Regions from separate parts of the Homo sapiens genome. Here region 1 is linked to region 2. A link is a loop called in an ENCODE intact Hi-C map of the cell type or tissue named here. Cell type or tissue: ascending aorta. All regions are shown on one strand. Each heading gives the region's core, and the rest is flanking DNA. Links, peaks and the distances in the headings are about the cores only. Region 1 overlaps SPARCL1 (SPARC like 1). Region 2 overlaps DMP1-AS1 (DMP1 and DSPP antisense RNA 1).

Region 1 (16,091 bases), core at 5,514-9,513, 110 kb before region 2:
GCCTGTTTAGTGGTAAAGAAACACATTCATTCAGTGAAGATTTTTAGTCATGCAGCACTGCACTGCCACAGAGTAATAGACCTAGAGGGTATTAATGTTCATCTGATTTAGAGGTCTTTACTGGCAATCTGTGAGTTAGGGGTGGCCTGCAGATAGGTTTGGTTTGGTAGGCACTGTGCATTTTAAACTAGTATTTTAAATTCCAGAGGTTTCATGTCAAAATCCAAATTTCCAGTTTCTCTTGAACCATCTGACCTCTTAGCAACAACAGGTCTTCATGACAGCAGTTGGCTGCATCTGAGTTGAGACTGTCCTCTGTAAGGGATGCTGGCGTTTGTGCTTGATCTGTCTCACTTTTGGTATTTGCCTTTCATTTGAGTTTAGTTAGTTCCGAACGAACTCTTTAAGTTTAGAAACGAGACAAGTGAGGCTCAGAGAGGTTAAGTAAGTTGTCTCCAGATGAACTCTGGGTCTAAGGCTTTTCCCACACACCAGTTATATTATTGTGGTTCTTGAAAGTAGTGGGCAGCCTACATTTTTTTGCAGGATATCCCTAAGTCTGGTAGTCTGACCTGTAACTGGGATTAGGGCTGCAGCTTTTAGTATTTAATAGAGGTTTTATGGATCGCCCAGAAATACTAGATGACTCCTTTAAATTATTTTTTGCAAACATAAACACATTCACAGAGTTTTAAGTAAGACTTTGAGGTTTATAAAGAAACTGAGCAGTTTCTTCTGCTACTTATTCCAATATTTCTAAACAATGTGCTTAAATGGATATTTTAAAATATATTAAATATTACTCTAGGGATTTAATATTGCAACAACTATCACTTCACACACACGTACGCGCGCACGCACATACGCGCGCACGCACACACTTCTCTTCCTCCTTTCTCTTCCTAAAATAATTTTATCATAATTCTTGTTTAAATTTTTATTTAACATTCATGACAATGTAAATATTCTTCACAGCTGAACCAAGTAGTCATTTCATGTGTTGAACCACACTGACATTTATTTTCTTGAACGATATTTTGCTTTGGTTTTGATTTAAAAATTGCCTTCCTTTTAAAGCTTTTTACGTACTTTTTTGTGCACCCATCACTTATTCTTCCTGAATTTTCCAACAAAATTTAAAATTTCCTCTTAATATGGTAACAACAATAACAACAACAGAGCTACATCAACAACCCCGTAAGGAAATCCCTCGTGTCCATTTCGCCCCTTGGAAGTGGCACTCCCAGAGCCTCGGAGTTCTTGCTTCCTTTGGACTGGTGTATCTCCGGCTGCTGGGCAGCTTTTCTCCTGGGGTCCATACCTGGGGTCACCACGCCCTGGTAATCCCCTTTGTCTTTTTTCTTCTGTTTGATTTCTTGCTTCCTAAGTCCCATATATTTTTCTTTCTTAGTTTTCTCCCTCATTTTGATGAAGCACATACTCCATAAGTTTCTTGAGAAACCACACACAGGAGACAGAATTTTTAAGGTATTGCATATTAGAAAAATATCTGTATTTTACCCTTTACTTGATACATAGTTTGAATAGATATAGAATTCTAGATTGGAGTATTTTTTTCTCAGAATTTTTTTTAAAACATTGGTCTATTTTCTTATAATTTCCAGTGTTGCTAGTAAGAACTCTGATGTGAGTTTTTCCCCAATGTTTTTATGAACATAGTATTTTTTTCTTCTTTATGGATGCTTTTATGTTTTTACATTTGGCCCTAGTCTTCTGAAATATTACCATCTCTGCCTTAGTTTGGATACTTTTACATTTAGTTTAGGAACTCATTAGGCCCTTTGAATTTGGAAATTTATATATTTCAGTTCTGGGGAGCATTTTATGTGTTAGTTCCTTAATGATTTTTGCCCTTCTATTTTTTGTCTTTTCTTTCTAGAATTTATATTAGTTAAATATCAGAATTCTGGGGTTGATTCTCCGATTTGCTAATCATTTTTGCTCTTCTCTTCAACAGTGTGTCTATCATTCTGGGAAACTTTCTCACTTTTACCTTACATCTCTCCTATTGATTTTTTTTTTTTTCCTGGAGATAGGGTTTCGCCATGATACCCAGGCTGGTATCAAACTCCTGAGCTCAAAGTGATCTGCCTGCCTCAGCCCCCTAAAGTGCTAGGATTACAGGGATGAGCCACTGTGCCTGGCCTGTTTTATTGATTAAAAAAAATTATACCTTTATACTTCATTTTCTTTTTTAATTTTATTTTTAAATTGACAAATAACAATTATACATATTCATGGGGTACATAGTGATGCTTCACTACATATAATGTATAGTGATCAGATAAGGATAATTTGCATATCCATCACCTCAAACAGTTATTATTTCTTTGTATTGGGAACAGTGTCTTCTTTCTAGCTATTTGAAATATATAATATCCTACAGTGGTATAGAGCACTAGAACTTATTCTTCCTATTAGCTATAGTTTTACGTCCTTTAACAAATAGCTCCCTATTCCTTTCTTCTCCTCACCCTTCCCAGCCTCAAGTATCCTCTGTTCTACTTCTTACTTCTATGAGATCAACTTTTTCGCTTCCATATGAGTGAGAATATGCTTATATACTGTTAATTTTTTATTTCCCGAAGGCTTCTTTTTAATATTGTCCTGTTCTTTATTAGTGTGACATATGTTCTTGTCTCCTTGAGGATATTAATCAAATATTTTGAAAATTTCCTCTGCACCCTGCAGTTTCTGTTTCCTTCTTGTTCCTTTTTTCCCCAGTTAGTTTGTTTTGATCTTTGTTTTTCCTGTTGAAAGCTTTTCTCTAATGTCTGATGTATTTGGCTGTCCATTAATACTTTGCAGTGAGTCACTAGAAAGCCAATTAGAACTTTATGGACAGGGCTTGGAGGGCTTCCAAAGAATAGTTCCATGGAGCATTGGAGGGCTTCCAAGGAGCAGTAACCTGACAGTCTTGATGGGGCACCCCAAATGTCATTGACAGATATTACAGGGAGATTTTCTTTTCTCTAGAGGAGAAATTCATACCTCTTACCTTGAGAAGCAAATATAAACCTGGTTGCTAGCATTCTGTGAAATCAGTGAAGAGACTGGAGTTCTCTCAGTGCACACACTGATTTTTCACTTAGTCCCTAGGTTTCTGTATGGCTCCACCTCCCACCTGACATTGTGTTTATTCTGAGTGCAGAGCCAGAGAATAAGCTTTTTCCTGTTTGTGTTGAAACATGGAAGTCCCCTGGCTGTGCAGGCAGGAGGAAGGATCTTGAATCTAAGAGTTAATCTGATAGGCTTTCAACCAATACTCCAGATTTCAGCCTCTATCCTCACCCTGCCTTCCAAATCACCTGGTGCCTCCAATTCTGGAAACTTGCATGGGTTCTTCAGTGTGAATGGCTTCCTTCTTTGTCTATGGCATCCTTCTCTGCAGACTCTTAGGTTTAAGCTTTCCCTGTTCTAAGTCAGTCTTCCATCTTCTAAAGATGTGTTGACACTTGTCTTCTTTGTCTCCTCTTCTTTTATCTCAGTCACTGTGAGTCTATATTATTACTATTCTTTTCCTATCATTATTCTGGAATTTTAGCAGGGAGTGGCAACATATGTATATGTTTCATCTCCATTTCACAACAGATGACTTCCATTTCATATTTTCTTCATATTTTCCTCTGTCATTATCATCATCATTTTTAGTGTGACACATAGGAATTCCTGTGGGTCTTTGTGGGTCTTTGGTTCTAACTCAGCAAATGAAGTTTTTTTTTTTCCTTTTTTTTTTTTTAATACAGAGTCTTGCTCTGTTGCCCAGGCTGGAGTGCAATGGCGCAATCTTGGTTCACTATAACCTCTGCCTCCTAGGCTCAAGTGATTCTCATGCCTCAGCCTCCCAAGTAGCTGGAATAACAGACATGTGCCACCATGCCTGGCTAATTTTTGTATTTTTAGTAGAGACAGGGGTTTCGCCATGTTGCCCAGGCTGGTCTCGAACTCCTGGCCTCAACTGGTCCACCTGCCTCGGCCTCTCAAACTAGCAGCAAATGAAGTTTTTATTGAAGAAAACAGGGCTATAGCATAGACTTCCTCATCATATTGGGAACAAGAACACATTTTTACCTATCTCACTATTCAAATCCAGGTGGTCCAGGGTGGGCCACCTGGACCAGGGAACAGTCAGTTGGAAGAATAGAGAGTAAAGCTGCACATAGAAAGTGATTTGGTATTGTGTGTGTGTGTGTGTGTGTGTGTGTGTGTGTGTGTGTGTGTGTGTGGTGGGGTGGGGGTGGGAGGGTTGAATCAGGGGTGTGGGGAGAAACTTAAATCATTTATAACCTTACTAGTCTGGACTAATCAATTCCCAGTTTTAATGAAAAGGACATGTACTTGGAGACTCAAGTATAATTCTTCTAAGTGATCCTTCTGAAAATGACTACATATAACAAGGAGAAATTTAGAATATTAACAATGGAATGGGTGTTTACTTTATTTAGAACGGGTAATGGCATATAAAATATACTTGACATTTCTATTGCCATAGTGCTTTGGGTTTACCAAATAAATTTACAAATGGGATATTACCTTATTTGATCTTTACAACAACCCCAGGATGTGGCAGATGAAGAACAGGCCTAGAAAGCCTACAGTGTGACATGCTGGAGATCACTGAGCTCTGTAGAAGGGGAGCTGGGATTGAAGCTAGATTTCCTGGCTCCCACTCCAGCTTTTTTCTAGTTATTTTGCAAATTCTCCATTTTACCTCTTACACAAAGGTGTAAGGAAGGGGGACAAAAACTAAAAAAATCCCAAAACAAACAAAAAAACCACCATTGTGACAAATTGAGATTTCACTTTGAGTTTGAGTTTTTAAACAAAAAGTTCCAAACATTTTAAGGAGTAAGATGGTACGTACTTGGCAAAATGCACTTCTTTGTGTTGAAGGAAAAGGCTTATCTTAGAAGGTTGGTTGGATTACTTGATATTGAAAGTTTCTTTCAATAAAACATCTTATGGCCTAAACAAGGCAAAAAGCATAGGAATTCAATTTTCCATGAAAGAAAAATGTATTTAAGTAAAAACATGGAGCAACCTCCCCCCGCTGCCCCAAAACTCTAATACATTGAAAAACACCTTAAAACAAGAAAAGCATTAAACTGTCAGGAGAGCTGGATTCTGGCTCTAGCAGTGTCCCTGACTGCCAGGAGACCTTGGGAAAGTCACTTGCCCTTTCTTAGATACAGTTTTCTCAAGTGATGAACAATGAAGAGTGAGACCTAGATGATCCTCTAACCCTAATATTTTAGGATTCTAAAATTGAAAATAATTCCATTAATTGTATGAATCCTAAATTGCTGCTATCTTTTCCCCTTAAACTACTAAACCCACTAAAATATATTCCATGATTTTTATTGTATTAAAATAAAATATTTTATATATGGTAATTCATGCTTAAAGTAAATATGTGGACTCTATTAGCGATGATAATTTAAAACATTCTATCCTCCTAGTGAATGCTAATTGTAAAGAATCATTGAAAAACGCAGTTTCTTTCCTCTACATTTTAAATTCAATGTTTACTTATTTATTCATTTATTCCACAAATATTTATTAGAGTTATGGAACTATAGTCACTTATATTTTATTTTATTTATTTATTTTTATTTTTGAGACAGGGTCTTGCTCTGTTGCTCAGGCTGGAGTGTAATTGCAATCATAGCTCACTGCAGCCTCCAGTTCCTGGGCTCAGGTGATCCTCCTGCCTCAGACTCTCAAGTAGCTGGGGATATAGGTGCAAACTATTATGCTCAGCTAATTGTTTTTTTTTTTTTTTGTAGAGATGGGGTCTTTCCATGTTGCCCAGGCTGGTCTCAAACTTCTGGCTTCAAGCATTCCTCCTACCTCAGCCTCCTAAAGTACTGGGATTACAGGGATGAGCCACTGTGCCTAGCCTTATATTTTAGATCAGTATGTTATTACTATTCTACTGGTTTTGAAAACTATAGAAATACAAAATAGTATGGTTTAGTGAAGGGTTTCTTTATCTTGGCACTGTTAACATTTTGGCTTGATGATTCTTTGTTGTGGGGGGCTGTCCTGTGCCTTGTAGGATGCTTAGCAGCATTCCTGTCCTCTGCCCATTAGATGTCAGTAGCGAGCCCCCATCCCCCACCAGCTAGGGACAAACAAAAATGTCTCCAGACATTGCCAAATGTTCCATGGGGGGCAAAATCGCCCTGATTGAGAACCATTGGTTTAGCGGAAGCAGACTGGTGCTTTCAGATTAGAGAGACATGCATTTGAACTCTGGAGCAACATTTGCCATCTATATGATCTTTGGCAAGTTACTTAGCCCTCTAAGCCTCAGATTCCCCATCTAAAAATGGGGATAACATCTGTGATGGTTAATTTTATATGTCAACTTGACTAGACCATGGGATGCCCAGATATCTACTTAGACATTATTCCTGGGTGTGTCTCTGAGGGTGTGTTCTGAAGAAATTAACATTTGAATTGGTAGACAGAATAAAGCAGATTGCTCTACCCAATGTGAGTGGGCATAATTCAATCCACTGGGGACCTGAATAGAACAAAAAGGCAGGGGAAGGGAGAATTCCCTCTCTCTCTCTGCCTATCTGTTTGAGTTGGGACATTGATATTCTGCTGTTGGATTGGGACTTAACACCATCAGCCCTCCAATTCTTAGGCCTTCAGACTTGGACTAGAACTCAACATCATTGGTTCTCAGGTCTTCAGACTTGAACGGGAACTATACAATTGGCTCTCTTGGCTTTCCAATTTGCTGACTGCAGATCTTGGGACTGGCTCCATTAATGTAAACTAAGTCCTCATTATCTATATCTCTATCTATCTATCATCTATCTATCTATCTATCTATCTATCTATCTATCTATCTATCTACCTACCTACCTACCTACCTATCTCCTATTTGTTCTGTTTCTCTGGAGAACCTTGACTAATAAAACATCTAATTCAGTTTTGTGAGAGTTAGAAGAAATGGTACTGGTAAAAATGCCTGATACCTAGGAGATGCTCAATAAATTTTAATTCTTTTTTCTCTCATCTTCCTGATAAGTTAAGTTGTGATTCTTGAATAAACAACTTAGATTCTCAGAAAATAATGTAATTTAAGTTTTGCTGTGAGGTCAGAAAAATTGTCCAGTGGAACATTAAAGTCCATTCTGGCCACACATTTAGGCTCCTTTTAATGCCAGGAGTATTTCCGACATTCATCACACATAACAGTGGAATTAGGCACATGGAATGCTACCCTATTTTCTTACAAATGGTACAACTTAAAAGGGGAGTAAGAATTATCAAACGTGTTTTGCATCATAAGGCTCATTTCTTTTTGTTTGTTGCAGCAACATGCATAACTAATTAAATTTGAGAAAATATTTCCCTTTTAATCTGTCCGCATGATCTCACATGATCTCACAAGTTCCCTTCATTTCCCTAAATCTAAATGTAGCTGAATGAATCAAAAGGAAAGAATGTCCAGTTGGCCAGAACTTGCATCACTAATCCATTTTTTTTAAATTCATTCATTGAGTACTTACTAGACACTGCCTAAGCACAAGGACACATAGTTTCTCTCTTAAGAGTTTCTGGGTGTGGAAAATCTCTAACTGCTTTTCCTGTGGTCTCACACCACGCTACAATCAACACAGAAGACTTCTGTGACCAAATGTGGGAGATTTTTTGTCATCAACATGCAAGCAATCAACTCTGCAGCAGGCACCAGCTGAGTGTCCTCCAAATGAATTCTGACACTGTGTACCTGGAGATAGCGTCAGATCCCATAGGTTGAGGGCTCAGTCTCACAAGACATCTTCCCTTTCCCAGATACCAGTCACAAGATCAGGCCTCCAGAACTTCTGGCTGACTGGTTTCAAGTTGGGCTTCCATGACTCCCTCTTGGGGTTCGATTAATTTGCTAGAGTGCATCACAGAACTCAGGGAAACACCTACTTAGATTTACTGGTTTATAATAAAGGATATTACAAAAAGATACAAGTGAAGAGATGCAAAGGGTGAGGTATGGGGGAAGGGGCACAGAGCTGCCAAGCCCTCCCCGGAACACACCCTCTAGGAACCTCCATAGGTTCAGTTATCTTGTAATTTCTTCAAACCTCGTCCCCTTGGGCCTTTTATGGAGACTTCATGAAAGGATAGGCACCATTGACAACCACATAGAAATGTGTTTAGACAAAAAGGGTATGCTTTAGTACTCAAAGGCTGAGTGGGGAAACCCGGTAAGGCCCATCTGTTCAGATTCTTTTTGGCCTCTTTTTTTTTTCCTTTGAGGTGGGTCTCACTCTGACTGTGAGGCTGGAGTGCAGTGGCGTGATTTTGACCTCCTGGGCCCAAGCATGCTCCCACCTCAACCTCCCAAGTAGTTGAGGTTACAGGTGATTGCCACCACACTTGGGTAATTAATTTTTTTTTTTTCTGTAGAGACAGGATCTTCCTATGTTGCCCAGGATGGTCTTGAACTCCTGGGCTCAAACGATTGTCCCATCTTGGCCTCCAAAAGTGCTGAGATTACAGACATGGATCACTGTGCTGGGCCTCTTCTTGGCCTCTCCATGCAACATTCCTTCCTCCAGAATATGGGGCAGAACCCCTTCTGAAATGGGGGTCTTATGACCTACAATCACACAAGGTAGGTAAAGGCAGAGGAAGATTAGAGTCCTGCCTTGGGGAGAAAAAGTAGCAGGTAAAAAAATAGAAGATTAGAGAGAGAGAAATCCTGTTATTCTGAGGTCCGCTTATGAGGCCTAAAATGCACCAACATTATAACATTATAAAAAGGTCTATGGGAATTATGAGACAGGAACCGTGGATGAAACATATGTGTGTGTGTGTGTGTGTGTGTGTGTGTGTGTATAGATACATATATGTATGTAATGTAGATACGTATATAGATAAATATATACATATATAGATACATGTATATAAGTATATATATATATATATAGTATACATATGTGTATATACTATGTATGTGCACCTGGAGATAGTGTCAGATCCCACAGGTTGAGGGCTAAATGTATACTATATGTGTACATATATAATCTATATACTTATATACATGTATCTATATATGTATTATATACACGTATCTATATATGTATATACTAATAATGTATCTATAAATATATAATATATTTATATAAAATCATATAGTGTAATGTGATGATTATGTACATAATGCAATGGAAAGAGAGATAGGAGGCATTTTTAAATTAGGTAGTTGATAATAGCTAACTTTACTACATCCAAAGTACTTAAGTTCTAGGCACTATTCTAAGAGCTTTGCACACACATATTCTTTAAACCTTCTGAACAGTTCTATCAGGTAAGCACATTATTGTAATCATTTCACTAGTAAGGAAACTCGGGCATAAAGATTAAGTAACTTGTTCAGGGTTACACAGCTAGGAAGTGGCACAGCAGATATTTAACACTTCTGTTTGATATCAGGTCTGTCTGTGTTCTTAACTACAGTGTTCTTAACTACTGTATAGAGATGACCTCCAGAGAAGGTAATTCTTGATCTGAGGTTTGAAAACTAATAAACAGTAGTTAGCTGTATGAAGGATGTTCTCACACAGCTAGATGTACTCTAGAGGGTGGCAGGCAGCAGCATGGGTGAAGTTGCAGAAGCATCGAGTCTCTAGGATGTTAATATTTGGGTCTCTAGGCTGTCAATAGGGGAAGTGGGCTGGGGTAGATAAGGCTCAAAAGTAAGCAGATAGCCATATTGTAAAAGTCATAGTGCATTAAACAAGGAATTAAAAATTCCAGCCATAGAGCTATAGGGACCCAAAGAATTATTGTAAGTGTCTGTGTGTGCACGCATGTGTGTATGTCTGTGTGTGTGCACACATGTGTGGACAGGGGTGATGATATAACCAGATTTGTATGTGTGACAGCTGTGTGGAGGACAGACCAGTAGCATGACCTGTGAGAGACAATTGTAACATCAAGGTGAGGTGGTCAGAGCCTTACATTTGGGCTGTGGTCTTAGGAGTGGAGAAAAGAGGGATAGATCCAACCTGTACTGGTTTGTGAGAGCTGTTTGTTACATTTCAAGACTTTTTTGAGTTGGTTGTTAAAGTCATCAATTAAAAATTAAATTACATACATGTATAATTTAATTATGTTAAAAGCAAAGAAAATAGTAGAAACTCATCACTTCATAATTATTTTACTATTATCTACTCTTTTGAGGTTATTTACATCTATTATATCTGTTGGTGGAAATACTATATAATATGTGTTCCGCATGTCTCTTCCCGATTCTGTTCAGTGGCGTCATGTTGGTAGCTTAAAATTGATAGCAACAGGAGGCAGAGAAACTGTAGGCATACAGGGGCGGGTCGCTGGCAAAATCCCACCTTCAAGCCGAAAAGCCTGAAACCCACAGCCCAAAGTGAGAACTTCCATTCTCTCCCGATTGGTTATTTCTGAATACTGTCTTTTTACCAATTGAATATTGCCTTTTCCAAAACTACCTACGGCCTGCCCCGTCCCCATCCTGTGCCCATAAAGACCCCAGAACTCAGCCAGCAGAGGGAAGAAGCAGCCTGATGTCGAGAAGAAGCGCCTGGACATAGGAGAGAGGTGGCTTGACTTCAGAGGAGAGGGATCTTCCCTTCCCATTCCCTTTCCAGCTCACCTCTCCACTGAGAGCCGCTTTCGTCACTGAAAAAAAAAATTCTCCACATTCGCCATCCTTCAATTCATCTGTGTGACCTCATTCCTCTTGGGCACTGGACAAGAACTCGGACACACTACGTGCAGGTATCCAAAAAGGCGGTCGCACTGGCCCTTTGCCCTTGCTGGCGGAAGGCAGTTGCCCTACGTGATGAGGCAAAGGGCTCACTGAGCTGATAACACACTGCTGTCTGCGGACGGTGGAGCTAAGAGTATGGTTACACGCCCTCTGGGGCTTGGCGTGGCTGGTGCCCACACCTGGACGCTGGTGAGGGGCCCACATGGAGTTTGCTCCTGCTGGTGCCAAAGTGGCCAGTTCCTGCCTTCGCTCGCTCAGGTTCCTGCAGTCATTCGCTTGCGCACTCCCTCCTGCAAGGGATTGAGCAGGGCGGGCTGAGTAAACAAGGCACCCCTGCCGCGAGTTCCGTGAAGGGGTCAAGAAAATATCCTGCATCAAAATCAGTTGTGGTGGGAGGATCAGTCACACCATGAAAACCATCAAGTGTCACCCACCTCTCCCTCTCTCAGAGAATGGGTTGCTCATTTACCAAAACACAACTGGATAGTTCTAAGAAATAATTAAAAAAAGAACAGATAAAACTTAATGACGAATTAGATATTGTAGGAATATGAGAAGGAAAAGTCTTGAGTCACATTTCTCATATGAACAACTTAGTAAATGGTGGTATTAATTACCAAGGTGAAGGATTATAGGAGGAAGGTTTGGTTTTAGAAGACAGACGGTGGATTAGTTTTGGGCTTGTTGAATTTGAGTAGAGATATCTAGTAGATACTTGGGTAGATAGGTCTGGAGGTAAGCATGGAGTTTGGGGTTACAGATGTAGCTTGCATGCTGTAGCATGAGCAGTTATTCAACCAGTTGAGCAGAGAGCTGGAGCCAGAACCCTGGGGAGTGAAGATCATTAGGCACCATCAGAGGATGGGAAGAGCTAAAGATACAAACAGTGAGAGAAAGAAGAGTCACATGAGAAAAGGGAAGTGTTAAATGTCACAGAGAGTTCAAAGCAAACAAGGTCAGGAAATTATCCATTGCCTCTGGAAGTGCAGAGGTTATTGAGGATCTCAGGGAGAGCAGTTTTGTTGCTGTGGTGTCGGTGGATGCCAGCCTGCAGTGATTGGAGAATGAACAGGCAGTGATGAAGTGAGGGCAGTGAGTGTAGACCACTCTAAAAATGATTGGCTGTGCAAAGGAGAGTAACGTGGTAGCTTAAAGGGAATATGCAGTTACAGGAAATTTATATTTGTATTTGAATGTGATCATTCAGATTCCTTTCCTTTCCTTTCCTCTTTCTTTCTCTTTTTTTTTTTTTTTGAGACAGAGTCTCACTCTGTTTTCCAGGCTGGAGTGCAGTGGCGTGATCTAGGCTCACTGCAACCTCCACCTCCAGGGTTCAAGCAATTCTCGTGCCTCAGCCTCCTGAGTAGCTGGGATTATAGGCATGCGCCACCAAACCCAGCTAATTTTTTTGTATTTTTAGTAGAGATGGGGGTTTCACCATGTTGGTCAGGCTGGTCTCAAACTCCTGACCTCAGGTGATCCACCTGCCTCAGCCCCCTGGAAGTACTGGGATTACAGGCATGAGCCACCATGCCCGGCCCCAGATTTCCCTTCTGTGCTGAAGGGAAAAGACAGGTAAATAAGGAAAAATTGAAGATAAAGGGTAAGAGAGGAGATAATGGTAAACAATGATGACCCCCAGTAAACCACAACTTCTGGGCTTCATTTCCCTATGATGTGGGCCTTAACCTTGTGATTTGCTTTGACCAATGTGACATTAGCAAGCATGATGCCAGCAGAAACTTGGTAAACCTTTGCACATTGGAGTTTTTCCTCTTGGTGGAAGCTATCAGCCATGCTGTACAAAAGCTTGACCCAGACTATTGAATGATGAGAGACCATGTGGCTGGAACCTTGCAGGATAACAGACCCTCCTGGATGATTCAGCCCCAGATGTGTTCCTAGCTCACTGAAGCCAGATGAATTAACTCCAGACAAAATCAGCAGAAGAATCATGCAGTGGAGCCCAATCCAGATTGGAGAATTATGAGCAAATACAGGGATGTGATTTTAAGCCATTTAATGTGAGAGCATACTGTTTTACAGCAACCGAAAACCAAAATAAGGCAAAACAGACCAGTTGCCAAAACCATTAGCAAGACAATATTTCATAACAATTAAAGGCATAAGTTCTGAAACAGGATGTCATAGGCTGTAATACTTAATTTGCGTAAATAAGCAAATTGTGTAGCTTTTGGGGGCTTCAGCTCATTGTCTATAAAATAGTATGAAGATTAAGTGAGACAATACCATCTTGGTAAATCCTGGATACATATTTACTGGTCTACTATTAAAGCACATGTGAAAGGTTTAACTCCAAAGAGAAGGAGGAACTCTTTATTCTTTAACACAAAAGGGAGGAAAGTTTAACTGTAAGGATGTCTTGAGGCAGGGTTCCAAGGAATATTAACTTATTAAGATGGATTTAGTTATACATTCCTTGTATTTATTTAGCATTTCACAGTTTATAAAGTGTTTTCTTATATACTGTCTCATTTGATTCAATGAAGAAAGGAGGGACAGAATTTTTAAATGTAAAGAAACAGAAATTTGAAGAGTCTAAATTATTTGGCCAAATGTACAAGGCTTAAGAGGTGGGCAAGAATTAGAAACGCTGAGCTTTGGACTCAGTATCCAATATTCTCCCCAAACAGACTAGTGAACAGGCTACAGACTAGAAGCCAGAAGTTCTGGCTTTGGGCCCTGGCTTTGCCAAGTACTAAATACTACCTTGAACAAATTACTTTCTCTCTCCAAACTTCATATATAGGATGGGAATACCAGTTCCTTCCGATGTCAAAGGTAGCTCCTTGCAAGGTGAGGTGAGGAAGCTCTTTGCAAACTCTGAAGTACCTTACACATGCAAATGATTATTATTTTCATTGTTCTGCCTGCTGCCTGTCATCAGTAATATCATTAGAGTCATTTATATCTTGTATTAACTACATATGTCTTGTATTAAGTGTGATATAAGGGAAAAGAACCTTAGTGTTTCTCCTCCCCTTTTCCGTATCTTCCTCCCCTAGGGGATTTCAAGCTTCCCAGGAGCTAGTTCCAGAACATATTTACTTTTAGTTCACTCATTAAACACAAACTCACCTATCCTATATTCTATACTTTTAAATCTTTGTTTTTTGCATGCATCTAAACCATACCGAGGAAATAGGAATATTCCTGAATTAGGGCTGGGCATTGTGGCTCATGCCTGTAATCCCACCACTTTGGGAGGCTGAGGCAGGCAGATCACTTGAGGTCAGGAGTTCGAGACCAGCCTGTCCAACATGGTGAAACCCCGTCTCTACTGAAAACACAAAAACTAGCTGGGCGTGGTGGCATGAGCCTGTAATCCCAGCTACTTGGGAGGCTGAGGCAGGAGAATTTCTTGAACCCAGGAGGTGGAGGTTGCAGTGAGCCAAGATTGAGCCACTGCACTCCAGCAATAGAGTGAGACTCCATCTCAAAAAAAAGAAAAAAGATTATTCCTGAATTAATGTATTTCTATTCTCAGGTAAGAGGTATGTTCACATTGTTCTTAACCCAAAAAGAGCTATCGAATGCTGAGAATCCTGGCGTAGCTGTATGGAAGATATTTTAAGGCATAGAACAAGTCTAGGGATTGTCATATAACCTCAGATGGCCACTTGTGCAGGCTTTTTGAGAGCCAACATTTACTGAATGGTCCCTGATTTTTACTGAGTCCAAAGATGGAACTATTTTTTAAGAGTTTTTTTCCATCCTGTAATTGAAAACAAAATTTAAACGCAGAGTATGGTCATGTCATTTAGAATGATCCAAGCAGGAAACCCCTTCAAGTTTCAATTATAAAGAAGATGCCTGTGTTTTATTTTTGAAGGACCTTGTGGGACAATCCAGTATCTAGACTTTAAAACGCCTTGTGTTCTTCCATTGTGTTCCACGTTGTCCTTTAGACTAGTCACTGGGCATTTTTGTCTCACTGAGCTAATTGTATTTGCCACATATTGATCAAAAATAATTTCATGGCCTTTAGCTTCTTATTTTAAGAACTGAGCAAATGTGCTGATTGTATAAATAAGACAGAATGGAGAACTTTCCTGGGAAATGAGAGATATTTTGAAAACAACTGTCATACTGAAGACTCAGGGAGGCTTAATTAGCTGATGCTTGCAAAGTACTTTGAAAAATCAAAACCATGATGTCCTTGCTAAGTATGATGAATACCATTTATTCTTGGATGAGTAAAAAGTCATTTATTTTGAGACATTCGAGTTTGGTGTGCACTGACTACAAAATACAGATTATTTTTGCAGAAATAGAAAATAAAACTCCAGATGAAAAATGCAAAAATGAGACAAATTTTGGAATTCACAGAATTATTATTCTCAAAGACTTAAATATGCAGTATTGATGTGAAACTAAATCAATATTATTTTGCTCAAATGCGTGAGCTTATTCAAAGGCAGCTGCATAGTTTAAAGGACAGTTGGTACGGAACTGGAAGATCTAAGTTCCAGACTTGAACTGCCTTTTACCAGCTAAGAGACTTTGATCAAGTCACTGGTTTCTTCATCTACAAAACAGGAAAGGTAATATTACATTTTCTTATCTATCTTCTGGAGTTGTTTTGAGATTCAAATGTGATCCTATAGTTATTTGGTAATTTCACCAACTGTAAAAATGAAATGAAAGATGTTATCATATCTTTGAAACATGCATAAGGCAGAAAATGGCTTAATAACCCCAATAATGAATAATTCAGACACTTTAATTCATCCCTTTACTAGAGTCCTTAGGTTATTTCTTTCTTTTCTTCATCCCACTGTTTCTTTTTATGGATTTAGAGAGGTTAAAGATGAGGGATGATAGGTAACTGGAAGGAGAGCCCTTTCCTTCTGTTAGGAACAGGGTGTCTCATTACCAAACTTTCAGGAGAACCTCAGCTGGAATTTTAAAAGATGATAGCTAGACAGCATTTTATAGAGAACATCCAGCATTTGAATTTCAAATGCCTAGAGTTTTTCTATTGGCTGACCCATGTACCATTAAAACAAATCTCCAGAGGAATCATTTGTCATGGCAGAAATAGGTCTCCCATTAAGAGCCAAACACCCACAAATGTCAACTCTATTCTAACTCACATGAGTAACTGCCTTGAGACAATTTCTTACATTTCTTATTTAATAGGTATAAATATTATGGTAGAGATTGCTATAAATTCTTTGCTATTTCTCCTGTTGAGAGGTGGAGTCTAATTCTCCTTCCCTTGAATCTGGACTGGGTTTAGTGACTTACTTGGCCAATTGATTGAGATAGAAATGAT
Region 2 (16,091 bases), core at 3,552-7,551:
AGCAACAGCAGTGATAGCAGTGATAGCAGTGACAGCAGTGATAGCGACAGCAGCAATAGCAGTGACAGCAGTAATAGTAGTGACAGCAGCGATAGCAGCAACAGCAGTGATAGCAGCGACAGCAGCGATAGCAGTGACGGCAGTGATAGCGACAGCAGCAATAGAAGTGACAGTAGTAATAGTAGTGACAGCAGCGATAGCAGTGACAGCAGCAACAGCAGTGACAGCAGTGATAGCAGTGACAGCAACGAAAGCAGCAATAGCAGTGACAGCAGTGATAGCAGCAACAGCAGTGATAGTGACAGCAGTGATAGCAGCAACAGCAGTGACAGCAGTGATAGCAGCAACAGCAGTGATAGCAGTGAAAGCAGTAATAGTAGTGACAACAGCAATAGCAGTGACAGCAGCAACAGCAGTGACAGCAGTGATAGCAGTGACAGCAGTAATAGTAGTGACAGCAGCAATAGCAGTGACAGCAGCAACAGCAGTGACAGCAGTGATAGCAATAGCAGCGACAGCAGTGACAGCAGCAACAGCAGCGATAGCAGTGACAGCAGTGATAGCAGTGACAGCAGTGACAGCAGTGATAGCAGCAACAGCAGTGATAGCAGTGACAGCAGTGACAGCAGTGATAGCAGTAATAGTAGTGACAGCAGCAATAGCAGTGACAGCAGCAACAGCAGTGACAGCAGCGATAGCAGTGACAGCAGCGATAGCAGTGACAGCAGCGATAGCAGTGACAGCAGTGACAGCAGCAATAGCAGTGACAGCAGTGACAGCAGCGACAGCAGTGATAGCAGTGACAGCAGTGACAGCAGCGACAGCAGTGATAGCAGTGAAAGCAGTGATAGCAGTGACAGCAGCAATAGCAGTGACAGCAGCGATAGCAGCGACAGCAGCGACAGCAGCGATAGCAGTGACAGCAGCGATAGCAGTGACAGCAGTGACAGCAGCAATAGCAGTGACAGCAGTGACAGCAGCGACAGCAGTGATAGCAGTGACAGCAGCAACAGCAGTGACAGCAGTGACAGCAGTGAAAGCAGCGACAGCAGTGACAGCAGCGACAGCAGTGACAGCAGCGATAGCAGCGACAGCAGCGACAGCAGCGATAGCAGTGACAGCAGCAATAGCAGTGATAGCAGCGACAGCAGTGATAGCAGTGACAGCAGCGACAGCAGCGATAGCAGCGACAGCAGCGATAGTAGTGATAGCAGTGACAGCAGTGACAGCAGCGACAGCAGTGACAGCAGCGACAGCAGTGACAGCAGCGACAGCAGTGACAGCAATGAAAGCAGCGACAGCAGTGACAGCAGCGATAGCAGTGACAGCAGCAACAGCAGTGACAGCAGCGACAGCAGTGATAGCAGTGACAGCACATCTGACAGCAATGATGAGAGTGACAGCCAGAGCAAGTCTGGTAACGGTAACAACAATGGAAGTGACAGTGACAGTGACAGTGAAGGCAGTGACAGTAACCACTCAACCAGTGATGATTAGAACAAAAGAAAAACCCGTAAGATTCCTTTTGTGAAAAGTTTGGTAATGGGATAGGAAAAAAAGATTTCCAAGAAAGTAAAGAAAGGGGAGAAATAAACATAAGACGTATGTAAACAAAAACAACTGGGGGAATCAAATCAAACAGTTGGATTCAGAACCAAGACCTAACTCCTGCAGAGACAGACTCTGAATGCATGACCTTTGGTACATGCCTGTTAATATTCATGTTCTGAAAATATTTTGTTAAAAGTGTAAATCTAAACATAAAAGAACAATTAAAATATTCTTTAATACTTCACACAGAAACCTCAAGTAATCACTACATGATAACTTCAATTTAAGTGCCATGTGCTGCAGAGAATGTAGCAGGCAGACACATCTTAAAAGCAACCTGTGGCATTGCCTTAAGTCTCCATAGTTATATATTCTGGAGAGGTGGTCTGCTTACCGCTGAGTAAAAGATGCTGTACTGTGATAGCCAACTTGGCTTTGGATTCAGTTGCTTGTTCTATGGAAGAAATACATTTATTTGTTACATGAAAAAAAATTGCAGCTACTATTCAACCTACCTGGGCTATGGGAATAATCTTTCTAATGATCAAATAGAGTAGTTATAAGTCACAGAAATTCTAAAGAGTGCTAGTCAGAAAGAGCTCAGAGACAGGTTGATGTATAAAATCTGATCTGTAATCTGATGTATAGCATCTGATGTTAAAATCTGATGTAAAAAAATACATCTCAACAAACCACTGGAAATTTAGTACAAAGTCCCTAAAACTATTGACAAAGCTGATGCAGTGCTTAGAACAGTGTCTTACTCCCAGGAGCCACTCTCCAAATGTTAACCAGTAAATGACACATGAATGACTCTGGAGGAGCATCACTTAGAAGCGCGGTGGCTCACGCCTGTATCCCAACACTTTGGCAGGTCGAGGTGGGCGGATCACGAGGTCAAGAGATCGAGACCATCTTGGCCAACATGGTGAAACCCCGTCTCTACTAAAAATACAAATATCAGCTGGGAGTGGTGGCGCGCGTCTCTAGTCCCAGCTACTTGGGAGGCTGAGGCAGGAGAATCGCTTGAACCCAGGAGCGGAAGTTGCAGTAAGCTGAGATCGTGCCACTGCACTCTAGCCTAGCGACAGAACGAGAGTCCGTCTCAAAAAAACAAACAAACAAAAAAACTGTGTTATGTGGTATCAATTATTTATCTTTACATCAGTCTCACCAAGTCATTCTTAGTTCACATTTCCCTTGAAAACCTCAACACGCCAAAACTTCTAAACCAGACCCTGAGTCTCCCTTCCCACTATTAATCTCTTTAATAAAGCTAAAGCTGCTGGTGGGTAATGGTTTGGAAAACTTCTCTTTCTTATTTGAGAGTCATATATGCAGTTACGATCTGAGTATATATCACTCAGCTTTGGCATGAATGAAGGTAATTCTTAGCCCCAAGATGAAGCCCAATTTCTAGAAAATGACAATCTTAAAGGTGTATAGAGAATAGAGATTGATATTTAATAGTGTGGAGATATAGTTTATCATCTAAATTAGGGCACTTTGGAGAATGAAAGGGGTGTTATGAGTAATTATACGGAGACAGGAGATATAAATTGGGGTTGTCCCAGGGAAACTGGGAGATACTATAACCCTAACCCATAAACCTTAAGGGTATTTTTCAAGATTTAGTAGTGACGCTTTGAAATCTCCATCTTTTTCCATTGAGGTAATTATTTTAGCTTTGTTCTAAAGCAAAGCTGAAAATCTATAGAGTGAGATTATGAATGCAACTTCTTTAATGTTAATTTTCAACCAGTTGTTAGTTGACCATTTACCTTCTAATATTAGGCATATTTTATGAAGAGTTTCAGGAGGTTTATTTTTCTGCCTTCTTCCTCCTCTATGCAAGTGTCCTTAGGTAAGAGATCAACATTGTGAGGAGTATTGTTGAAGACTTTAAAAATACTATTCATAAACTTCTTGGTAACTCTTAAGAGTGCAAAATGTCCAGGTTTGTACTACATCACAGTCATGTCATGACTCTAAACTTCTTTCCATATAATATGTTCTAGGTTTTTAATTTCTTTAGATTTTAGGGTTTTTTCTTTCGTTTTGTTTTGTTTTAATTTGTAAAGCATTGCTTCTAGTATGTGTCACAACTATTTCAAAAGGTTGCTATGAACACTAAGTCAGGCAATGGACATGGAACTCTGTAAACTACACAAGATACATAAATGAAGGAGATAAATCTCGGTGTTATAATAAATATCCATTTATTAAAGTAAATATCCTTTTATACAATTGCTCACAAAGAAAATTCCCTTCATCCTAAAGAGTTTGCAAATACCCCCTCTATCACAAAATCTGATGTATAATATTTCTTTTAAAAATTAGCTATTTTTAATTAAAAAAGTAATATATGTATATGCACAAAATAAAAAAAACAAACACCATAAAGAGGTATACAGAAGTATTATCTTAAATCTTGACCCTTCTACACTCCCAGCCCTCTATATCTCTTTCCTATTGCCTATAAGCAATTCCCATTACTAATATCTTGTGGAGCGTTTCAGAAATATTCTATGTACATACATTCCCCTTTTAAAAACATGTGGAAGTTTACTATACACAATGCGTTCATCTTATTTTTTTCAATTTAATAAATACCTTAAATATTGGTTCATAGCACACAGATCAACTTCATTTTTCTTCACGGGTGTGCTGTATTTCGTTTTATGAAGTGCCATAAGGTATTTGATCTGCCTTTATTGTTCCATCACTTTCTAAGCCATTTCCAGTCTGATAAAAGTCTCTGCAGATATTGCCTGCAGTAACAGCCTAAGCTGGATCAATTTCTAGCCAGTTCTTATAAAGAATTTACTTTAAGAAATATTTAGAGGCAGGGAATGTTCAGAATCTAGGGTTGATACCAGAAGTAACAAAGATATGATCTTGATTTTCTTATATAATCACATCTGCATTGACTTCTGGACTTTCAGGGAAAGAATGGAGCAGACACACTACAAAAGAACATCGCAAAAGTAGATCCTTTGAACACAAGAAGTCTGGTATTAGGAAACAAAGCTTATTTTGAGTTATTTTCTGGAATAAAGATTAATAGGCTGTCTGCTAATATTGCCCACAAAAACAGTATTTTTTAAACTGCAGGTTGCCACTCATTTAGTAGATCATATCAATTTAGTGACTAATGATAAATATTTTATAAAACAAAAGAATAAAAAAGAAAAATCATAATGTACCATCTGTACTGTTTTGTGAACCTGGATCATATCTATCTATATATGTACACACACAAATATGTCCAAGTGTACATGTAGTAGGACCTGATGGAAAATGCCTTTCTTATTGTTGATTGTAGTTTTAAAAAGTTTGAAAGCCATTGGTTTAGAAAATAATTACTGCTAGTAATCATTTTATATTCACTTTTTCACATTCACTTTTTCCCTAGAAACCTCTAAGTTTCTTTCCCACTTTGAAGCAGAGATTTTAAAGAAAAAAGAAAGAAAGAAAGAAGGATGTATGTGTAGACGGACAGGGAAGAGTGGCAGTGGAATGCGTTTCTAGATTTATCTGTACCACGGTAAAAAGAGCCAAGGAAACATTGTCACTCTTGAACAAGAGGCTATCAGGATGGTGCTGGTGGACTTGTTAGAAATTCAAGATTTCTTTCTGGCTGCATGGATTACTCCACAGATGACTGAAGACAAGATCTGAAAACTTACTCTCAGAGGTGGTCTTGTCCTCCCCATCGACCGGAGAATTCTCTCTGTGTCGGTCATACCACAAATCAGGAAATGTGGTAACAGGTTTTGTTGTTGTTGTTTAAAAAATATATTTTTTACATAAAAAGATAACATTTATAAAGTTATACTTCACCATACAAATACATTTAAAATTATTAACTGAAGTGTAATTTCCCAGAAGTCAAACTTGCTTTATGATTTGTAATGGAAGTTTTGAAAAACTTTAGACCAAAATAACCAGGAACAATTTTCCTCTCCCTAAAAGGAGCAGGAACAGAATAGAATAGTTTAGTCATAGATGAAAATATCATTGTGTTCTCACAGTGATCCATTCACTGCTGCTTGGAAGCAAATCCTCTAGAGAATGAAACAAACCAACAACACAATGTTCCCATCCTCTACCCTCTGAACAGGGATCTTGGGTTCAGATGCTGAAAAAGAAAAAAAAGAAAAAACTCAATTCCTATGGGGAAGTCTTGCAGCTCAGAAAAATTGTGCAAAATCTAAAGATACATGAGACTCAATCTGTCTTCCATGAGTTTGCCCAGTTCCCACTCTAGCATGAAGCACTGATTTTATAGAGCTTGATCATAAGATACTTCCCTTATTCCCAAACCCATTATTTTGGGCTTCGCAACCTGCTCTACCCATCTCTCCTTTACTCTGTTTCCTTATTTTCCTCCCTAGTCTTTTTCTCTTCAAAGAGGTTAAGAAAGCTCTGTGGGGAGGAAACTCTTCGCCCTTTGCAGATTTTAATTCCCAGGCATCTCCCTTTGTGAGAACCCAGACAAACCCCCTGGCCAGGGACTGCTGTGCTTGGGCTTATATCACTGGTCTTTTTGTACACTCCTGGATTTCAGTCTCAACCAGCTGGTTCCTACCTTCCTGGCACTTTCCTCAATTGAAACCACTGAATCTTTCTTTGCTATTCTAACTCCATCTTTTTTATTCTGAGACCAAACAGAACTGAAGGCAAGAGATACTCAGACTGCAACAGACCAACCCTTAGGTACAGCATGATGGCACACTTACTTCTTGTCTTATCCTAATATCTTGATTCCAACAAGTAGACTCGGACCTTGTCCCAAAGCAACAATTCCTTTTGAGTGACCTGATCTTCTAAGTTGGCTTCTGTCTAGGTTCTTCATACTATTCTGGTAAACGGATGAGAATTTCCCCAGCCCAATCACCCTGAGAACACCAGGAGCAAACCTGTTATCTGATACAGTTGACTTTATGGATGCAATGCAATGAAGGTGGCTGTGGACCACAGCAGAGGTGGCTCAGCAAAGGAAAAGATAGAATTATTATAGGATTTTGGGAATGAGTGGAATGTAGATAGTATTTAAATGAAGCAGTGTTTGAAAGGTTCAAAGAAAACAGGGATAAGGATTTGGATTATGAAATAGACCCAGGCTCCTGTTTCTTTGCAAGGTACAAAGTTAGGATGAAGATGGATTGTTGTATCCAGAAACCCCTTATCTGAATCTCTCTGCACCTGGGTTGTAAATTGAGACTGCTTCTGTGTCAAAAGAGCTTAGACTCTCCAGGCAAGAATGGAGTGTTTCATTCTTACCGATATAATCTACAGCAACAAAGTCTCTGATAATCTTTGATTTTGAAAAAAATAAAGTTTCTTAATGATTAATAAGGCAGGAGTCCATTCAACAAAGGGAGTTGTTATGACGCTTTATAGCTTCAACACCCTTAAGAGAAATAGTTCCTGTTCAGTTTGCTGCTGTCTTTATATATGTCTATTAATGTAGCCTGATAAATGGTGAGATTTTTTACTCTCTCACTCTGAGCTAATTTTTGTTTTCTGAGGACGTATGTCTCTGTTAAAACAAAGACTCTGCCTATCCCGCCAGTCCAGTGGTCCCCAACTTTTTGGCACCAGGGACCAGTTTCTTGGAAGACAATTTTTCCACAGACAGGGTCGAGGAAGGGAGGGGACGGTTTCAGGATGATTCAAGCCCATTACATTTATCATTAGATTCTCACAAGGAGAGTGCGCCCTAGATCCCTCGAATGCACAGTGCACAATAGGGTTTGCACTCTATGAGAATCTAATGCTGTGGCTGATCTGACAGGAGGCAGAGCTCAGCCGGCAATGCTTGCTTGCCTGCCACTCACCTCCTGCTGTGCGGCCTGGTTCCTAACAAGCCACAGACCGGTATTGGTCTGTGGCCCAGTGGTTGAGATCGCCTGTGCTAGTTCTTCAGAATCAGGCAGGATTCCCAGATGCCTGTCTGTTCTTTAAATATCACCCAATATCACCTGTTGGACTTTGCATCGCTCCCATCGTCTCTGTTTCTCTTTTGCTAATTATTATCTGTACCCTGAGAACACATTGCCACTTTGTGAATTCTTGTGTTTTGCATACAGCTTTCCTTGCTTAAACCCTGCAGCATGGCACAACTTCTTCACTCTCATTTCTCACCCACTCCACGTAAACGGAGGTTCACGTTCTGTCTCTTTTCTGTCTATCCTATTCTGTTACTAGAAGCCCACCATAAATTGTCAGGTTGTGGTAGTTAGCAGTTCTCATCTCTAAACTGAACTCAACAGTCTTCTCTGGAATCCAGGTCGCTGTGCACTAACTTTGTAGATGTCTTCTTTCCCAGGGGTTTCCTTGGCTCTGTGTTTCTGAAGTTCAATTTCTAATTTTGACATTCTTCTCCTCACCCTTTTTGGCTTGTCTGAAGGACAGTTAAAATAACACATTTTATTGTTTTTAAGATTTCCAGGAGATTTTATTTTGGTTTTTATTTTTTATAACTTCACCTTTTATTTTTGATTCGGGGTACATGTACAGATTTGTTACCTGAGTATACTGTGTGATGCTGAGGTTTGGGGTACAGTCGATCCCATCACCCAGGTACTGACCATTGTACCCAATAGTTAGTTTTGCAACCCCTCCCCTCTCCTACCTCTAGTACCCTCCAGTTTCTATTGTTGCCATCTTTATGTCCATGAGTACCCAATGTTTAGCTCCCACTTGCAAGTGAGAACATGTGGTATTTGGTTTCCTGTTTCCGAGTTACTTCACTTAGGATAATGGCCTCCAGATGCATCCGTGTTGCTGCACAAGACACGATTTCATTCTTTTATGGCTGCATAGTATTCCATGGTGTATATGTACCACATTTTCTTCATCCAGTCCGCCATGGATGGGCACCTAGGTTGACTCCATGTCTTTGCTATTTTGAATAGTGAGAAGAGTCTAATCTTCAAAACCTGTTCTGAGTTTTTTCTTTCAGTGAAGCTCAAATCTTCACCTGTCATTATCTGCCAGTTGATGGTACTGAATTTCATTTCAGGATTGTAAAAGAAGAGTGCAGCTATTTTGTTCAACCCAAAGTTCTCACCACAGTCCTCTTTTCCACTCCGACTAGATCCAGGACAAACAAAATAAGCAAAAAATCCACACAAATAATCAGAAAGCACATCCACAATATTATTCACGGCTCTCCACTTAGAAAGAGAAAGCCATGAAACAAAATGGCAATTGACAGGTAAGTAAACTTACCTGGACTTATCAGAGAGGCAAATGCCAGCTCAGTAATGCTAGCATTTGTGTATAGATAAGTTTGTCACCTATTGTCTTCCTTGCTTCACAGAACTATCTTCAGAGGAATGTTTGATGGAGAAATGTCCAAATCTAGATGTCTATTGGGTGGAGCTTTGGCAACACCATTGCCAGTTCTAGCTTTTTAGAATTCTTGAAATAATCTTATCAACCTGCAGGTGTTTGCAGTACCTACATCACTGCCAATCACAGCGTGACCAGTGAAGTAGTGTTGGCCTGTAATCTGATAGAGTTCAAAAGTTCAAAAGCACAGAAATGGAGAGCAAGTATATCTATCTTTCCTTTTCTTTTTTTTCTGGAGACGGAGTCTCGCTCTGTTGCCCGGGCTGGAGTGCAGTGGTGCGATCTTGGCTCACTGTAACCTCTGCCTCCTGGGTTCAATCAATTCTCCTGCCTCAGCCTCCTGAGTAGCTGGGACTACAGGTGCACACCACCATGCCCAGCTAATGTTTTGTATTTTAGTAGAGACGGAGTTTCACGTGTTGCCCAGGCTGGTCTTGAACTCCTGAGCTCAGGCAATCCACTCGCCTCAGCCTCCCAAAGTGCTAGGATTATAGGCGTGAGCCACTGTGCCCGGCCTGCATTTCTATCTTTTATAGCAACTTGACACTGTCATGAAATCCCATGTGATCATTTTTCTAGTAATTCATTTTCATTGAATTTTATGAAAGTATTGATCCATGATGGATTTGAAATTTAAAAATATAACCGGTTTTTAACCATAGGTAGTTTGAGAAATATCTAGCTATCAGATGACTGCGGTTGAATTAAATTTAGCCTAAAGCTGCCTCCTTGCATATTTTAAGTTTGGCCTAAAGGTTTATCCATACATAGTGAACTGTAACCTAACTGGATATGTAAACAGACTATAGCCTACCCTTGTAACAAGCAGCTGAGTCTCAGCCAATCACAGCAGGCATACTTCAACCACTCACAGCCAAATGTTCAAACCGTGTTCAAACAAGGAAAACACTGAGCTGTAACCAAGCTGGCTGTCTCTGTGCCTCACTTCTGCTTTCTGTAAACTGCCTTCCTATTTCTGTCCATAAATCCTTCTGACAATGCAGCAGCGCTGGAATCTCTTTCTATCTATTCTGGTTTGGGGGACTATCTGATTCATGAATCCTTCTTTGCCCAGTTAAACTCTGTTAAACTTAATTGGTCTAAGTTTTTTTTTTTTTTTTTTAAAGACAACTGAAAATTAGGCATCTAAATTATCTTGAAATACATCAGCGGATGTACATACTATATACTACATAAAAGGGCTACTTGAGTGAGGAGCTGAAGCATTTATCAGAGAAATTCATATTTCATGTGCCAGAAATCTCAGAGATGTTCCCCTTTGAGACTAACATGACTATCTGACATCCGTTAAAATGAGATTATTGGGCTACGGGTGGAAGACAAGATGAATAAAAACCTTAAAAATTAGGGGATTGTTTTTCTGAAATCCAAATCTCTTGATATTCCTGGTCTTTCAAGAAAGAATAACTAGCAGAATGTCCTTCTACCAAGCTCATGAGGTTGATTCTTAGGCAGGAATAGAGGTAGCTCTGAGAAGATGCAGCCATCTGCCTCTTTTTGATTTATTGTAATATTAACCTAAAGCTACTTTTTTTTTTCTATTCACTAGGTGTGAATGGGCTGACTTCCACCAGTGAAAATATAGGAAAGCCAAAAAATACTTTTTGTGTTCTTAGACCTACTGACCGTGTGGAAGGAAAAGCTTCCATGGGGAGTTACCCACCAAGGGCACTTACTAAATTCTACTGATAATCCTGTGGATTCTCAGTGAGGCTTTAAAAAAATGCCCCTCAAATGCCAAAGCAATTCAGCATGATAATTTAAAAAGCTGACGTGGGTATTTGTATTCATCTCAAGAATTCCATTAGATACGTTTATGTTGTGCTCTTAAAGGCCTCTCCTTCATCAACTCCTGTAATTTCTCCTCTTTTTAGCTCCCACATTCTCCTATCTTTTGTATTAGGTGATCCTGTTTTGGACTATCAACCCTGGTTTTTATCTTGGCCAATCTTTGGGACAACTACTAGCATTGGATTGGCTCTGTCAGCTGCTATCTCAGGTAAGAGGTTCTTCGTTGCTACTCTCTACTCCTTACCATCCTCTCACTGCTTCTCAGTAATAACCTGGTTTGTTTTCTGAATTAGTAATCACCTGTTTTGTTTTCTGAAACTCAGTAGAGTGATTGAGAGAAGAGCCACACGTGGAAAAGATGGAAAGAGTCCAGTGGTTCTCAAACTTGAGTATGTATCAGAAACCCACAAAGGCCTTGTTTTAAACAAAGATCCATCTCCTGTCTTTCCCTGCTGAGTTCCTGATTTGGTAAGGGTAAAGGCCAAGATTTGCATCTCTTAACAAATTCCCAGGTAAGGCTGATACTATTGCCTGGAAAATCACACCTTGAGAATCCCTGAGCTAAACAATGTCAACCAGGTGAAGTGTGTGTATTAGCATCTCCAGTGAAGTGGGTTTTTTTGGAAGGGAGGCTAGGTTTAATTACCTTGAATTAAATCAGGAAAGCCAAAGTTAAGATCTGAATGCTGCATATTGATTAATATGCTTACCTAGGACACAAACTCATCCATAACGACATCTTATTTTCCCTTCTGGAGTGTACGGTCAATAGACAATCTAGACTGAGAGGATTCCTTCATTGCAAGCTAAGTTAGCTTCTGCTAAGTAAATGAAATAGGTGTTTTCTATATTTTATAGGCATTGAAGATTTAAGGCAAGTTTTTATGACCAATGAGAATTCTCTTTTTCATATGTAGAAGTAGCAACCCTTGCCCTAAAAATTATTTTAGAAATTGTGATGGTTAATTTCATGTGTCAACTTAGCTAGGCCACTATACCCAGATATTTGGTCAAACATTATTCTGCACGTTTCTTCAAAGGCATTTTTAAGGTATTTTAAGTTAAAGTTAACAATTAAATCAGTAGACTTTGAGTAAATCAGAATACCCTCTCTATTAGTCCGTTTTCATGCTGCTGATAAAGAGATACCCAAGACTGGGCAATTTATAAAAGAAAAAGGTTTAATTGGACTCACAGTTCCACGTGGCTGGGGAGGCCCCATGATCATGGCAGAAGGCAAGGAGGAGCAAGTCACATCTTATGTGGATGGCAGCAGGCAAAAAGAGAAGGCTTGTGCAGAGAAACTCCTGGTTTTTTTTTTTTTTTTTTTTTTTTTTTTTTGAAGTCTTGCTCTGTCACCAGGCTGGAGTGCAGTGGCACGATCTGGGCTCACTGCAACCGCCTCCTGGGGTTCAATCGGCTCTCTTGCCTCAGCCTCCTGCGTAGCCGGGACTACAGGCGTATGCCACCACGCCCAGCTAATTTTTGTATTTTTAGTAGAGACGGGGTTTCACTGTATTGGCCAGGATGGTCTCGATCTTTTGACCTCGTGATCTGCGTGCCTTGGCCTCCCAAAGTGCTGGGATTACAGGCGTGAGCCACCTTGCCCAGCCGAAATTCCCGTTTTTAAAACCATCAGATCTTGTGAGACCCACTCACTATCACAAGAACAGCACAGGAAAAGACCCGCCCCTAAGATTCAATCATCTCCCAGTAGGTCCCTCCCACAACACGTGGGAATTATGCGAGCTACTAATGAGATTTGGGTGGAAACACAGAGCCAAACCGTATCGCTTTCCATAATGTGGATGGGCCTCATCCAATCAGTTAAAGGCCTTAATAGAGAAAAAACCGAGGTCCCGGGAAGATGAGGGAATTAGAGCAGATTCCCTTCAGACTCTTTAGAACTACAAGTCTTCCCTAGGTTTCCAGCCTGCCAGCCCACCCTGCAGTTTTTGGACTTGCCAGTCTGCACAATTGAGCAGGCTGATTCCTTAAAATAAATCTCTTTTTCTCTCTCCCTCTTTCTCTATATACGCATCTTACTGGGTCTGTTTTTCTGGAAAATACTGACTGATAAAGAAGTAATGACAACTCTAGAAAACTTCTTGCTACTTGATGGGAGAAACATTTGTACAGCATTTCCTAGGATGTGATCCATAAAACCCCGTTCTGAAGAATGTTCAATAGAAAGGGGGACTCTGGAGATTACCAGTAAGTATTATTAGCTCATAACAGGCTCTGAAAATCTCCATAGTTAAGAAGCTCATTGACTTTTTTAAACTAAGAAATTCCCAAATAAATCTGATCATGGAATCTTTTTTGCCCTGCATTAGTTACTGGCCACCGAGGGAATCTATATTACAGAACAATTTTGGGATTGATATTTTAATAATTTCATTCTCCCTTACCCAGAAGTTATATTTATCTGTACCCATTCTTTCCGCTTTCTGAGGTGCAGATGGTTTCTGCATCTGTCTAAGGCTGAGCCATCTGGGTCTTAGGCCTCTGTATTTGTCTCTTAGAGTTCTCATATGTCAGGTAAGAAATCCAGCTAACTTTCTGCTACCATCCTGTTAGGGAGATACCTTGGATGTCCAGCCCTAAGCTATCTCTGTAGTCACCAGAAATGTGACTGAAGAAGGTTTCAGATGATTCCTGTCCTAGCCAACATCTGAGAGCAAACACATGAGAGACCTCAGTTGTAAACCACTCAGCTGAATCTGTAGTTGACCCATAGAAGTTCAAAAGATAATAATAATAATAATAATAATAATAATAAATTGAGGTTTCAAGTCACTAGGTTTTGGGATAGTGTCATGTGCTGAATATTTGTCCCACTCCCCCCCATTCATTTGTTGAAATTTGAACCCCTAATGTGATGGTGTTAAGAGGTGGAGCCTGTGGAAGGTAAGTAGGTCATGAGAGTGGAGCCCTCATGAATGGGATTAGTGCCCTTATAAGAAGATGCCAGAGAGCTAATCTGCTCTCTTTCAGACATGTGAGAGACATCTACATGCCTGTGTCGCTCATCAGATTTTAAATTCCTGAAGAGCAGACAGTGTGTCTGTCTTATTCTTCCTTGGATCCCCAGTACAGTGCCTGGAAACTAATTTGATCAATAAATTCATGTTAAATACTGAATAACATAAAGAGTGCGGGAAGAAGTGCTTGTGAGTTGTCAGGAAGAAGACTATCTTCACTATTGTATTTGAAGGGGGCTTTAAAAGATGTGTAGGTTATGGCCGGGCGCAGTGGCTCACGCCTGTAATCCCAGCACTTTGGGAGGCTGAGGCAGGTGGATCACCTGAGGTCAAGAGTTCAAGACCAGCCTGGCCAACATGGTGAAACCCCATCTCTACTAAAAATACAAAAATAGCCGGGTGTGGTGGCAGGTGCCTGTAATCCCAGCTACTTGGGAGGCTGAGGCAGGAGAATCGCTTGAACCTGGGAGGCAGAGGTTGCAGTGAGCCGAGATCGCACCATTGCACTCCAGCTTGGGCAACAAGAGCAAGACTTCTGTCTAAAAAAAAAAAAAAAAAAATTATATATATATATATATAAAATAAAAATAAATAAATAAAAGATGTGTAGGTTATTGATAGGTAGCAAGGAGGGCATTCTGAGTGAGGTGAACCATTGATTAAAAGCAGAATGTATTGGGGGTACAATGACTAAACCAGTATGCCTGGAGCATAAGTTTCATAAGATTCATAGAGATATTATGAAAAAGAAGATGAGATACGGAGCTAAGAAAAAAATAATGTAGGGCAATGCTCGTTGCTACATTTCAATGGGTTTTGGTTTTTTAAAAATTTAATTAAAAAAACCCAGCAATTTCAAATAGTTTGACCTAAAGTAATAATAAACATGGTCTTGGACAAACCTATTCATTCCTTTAAATTATTCAAGGAAGGAAATGTTATCTTTTTTCAAAATGCCTACAAGGATTCTGTCTGACCCTGATGATAATTAACAAGTACCTAGAGAAAGAAGAGACAAAGAGGTTAAGGAGTGGAAGAAGAAATTGCAAAATTTTAAAAAGTTAAAACAGATCGAGACCATCCTGGCCATCATGGTGAAACCCTGTTTCTACTAAAAATACAAAAATTAGCCAGTTGTGGTGGCATGTGCCTGTAGTCCCAGCTACCTGGGAGGCTTAGGCAGGAGAATCACTTGAATCTGGGAGGCGGAGGTTGCAGTGAGCCAAGATTGCGCCACTGCACTCCAGCCTGGCGACAGAGCGAGACTCCATCTCAAAAAACAAACAAACAAACAAACAAACAAACAACAAAAAAGTTAAAAGCATTAGCAGGCCAGGTGCAGTGGTTCATGCCTGTAATCCCAGCAGTTTGGGAGGCCGAGGCAGGCAGATCACTTAGTCCAGGAGTTCCAGACCAGCCTGGTCAACATGGTGAAACCTCCCCTCTACAAAAAAATACAAAAATTAGCCAGGCGTGGTGGCATGTACCTGTAGTCCCAGCTACTCAGGAGGCTGAGGTGGGAAGATTGCTTGAACCCAGGAGGTGAAGTTGCAGTGAGCTGAGATTGCGGCACTGCACTCCAGCCTGGGTGACAGAGTGAGACCCTGTCTCAAACAAACAAACAAAAAAAGCATTAGTGAAGAAATAGCAATATATTAGACTGTTGAAAATAAGATTAGAAAATATACTAAAATGAGCACATAGATTTCAGTTGATATTTATGTATGTAATTTTATGTACTCAGAAAAGTAACCTAGTAGATATGTAGATATTCTATTACTAAGAAAGGAGAAACTTTTTTTGGTCTTACAATTAATGGGAATGTAAGAATGCTTTGAGAAGGTTACCAGTTTTCATGCCTGTGTTTAAAGAGGACAACTCTAACTTGGTTCATGTGGATTCTTAAACATACCAATCAAACCAAGGACTGCAAACGTGATAATACAATATGAAGCTTAATGCATATCTAAGTGAAATGTTTACCTGTCTTCATAATAATTACTGTCGTTGGGCTGGGCATGGTGGCTCACGCCTGCAATTCCAGGACTTTGGGAGGCCGAGGCAAGTGGATCACCTGAGGTCAGGAGTTCAAGACCAGCCTGACCACTGTGATGAAACCCCCTCTCTACTAAAAATGCAATAATAATAATAATAGTAATAATTACCATTGTCAAAGGTATCAGTGATTATTATGCTTCTGCTCATCAAATTTGGTTAACCTAGAGTGGCAAAACACCATTGATGTAATTGACTACTGGAGAAGTCACAAATCTATTTCAGCTTCACCTTTCTTATTATCTTTTGACATGATGGTGCATTAGATGAATATTTTTATACATATATAAATTTATAGAAATGTATGTATAATCTGGTTTGCCAAAA

The links. Peaks named below come from ENCODE experiments on the same cell type or tissue, not always from the same donor. Only the 100,000 strongest peaks of a DNase experiment are listed, where the experiment ranks them.
Region 1: it touches region 2 in a loop (2.3-fold over the local background); 1 of 110 quality-filtered maps calls a loop at or near these places.

Annotation. Positions count from the first base shown.
Region 1 is chr4:87,499,937-87,516,027 of GRCh38, forward strand. All of the region lies in intron 1 of SPARCL1 (SPARC like 1), which reads right to left. Among named protein-coding and RNA genes, the nearest start is that of SPARCL1, 21 kb to the right of the region's middle. RefSeq lists an enhancer at 10,949-11,449. In ascending aorta, for the core only: no CTCF peak of the experiment used is centred there; no DNase peak of the experiment used is centred there; H3K27ac peaks cover 3,837 bases.
Region 2 is chr4:87,615,072-87,631,162 of GRCh38, forward strand. All of the region lies in intron 3 of DMP1-AS1 (DMP1 and DSPP antisense RNA 1), which reads right to left. DSPP (dentin sialophosphoprotein) reads left to right here. Exons shown (of 5, transcript NM_014208.3): 5 at 1-1,802. The coding sequence ends at 1,497. Among named protein-coding and RNA genes, the nearest start is that of DSPP, 15 kb to the left of the region's middle. In ascending aorta, for the core only: no CTCF peak of the experiment used is centred there; a DNase peak (open chromatin) is centred at 5,265; H3K4me3 peaks cover 1,484 bases; H3K27ac peaks cover 3,487 bases.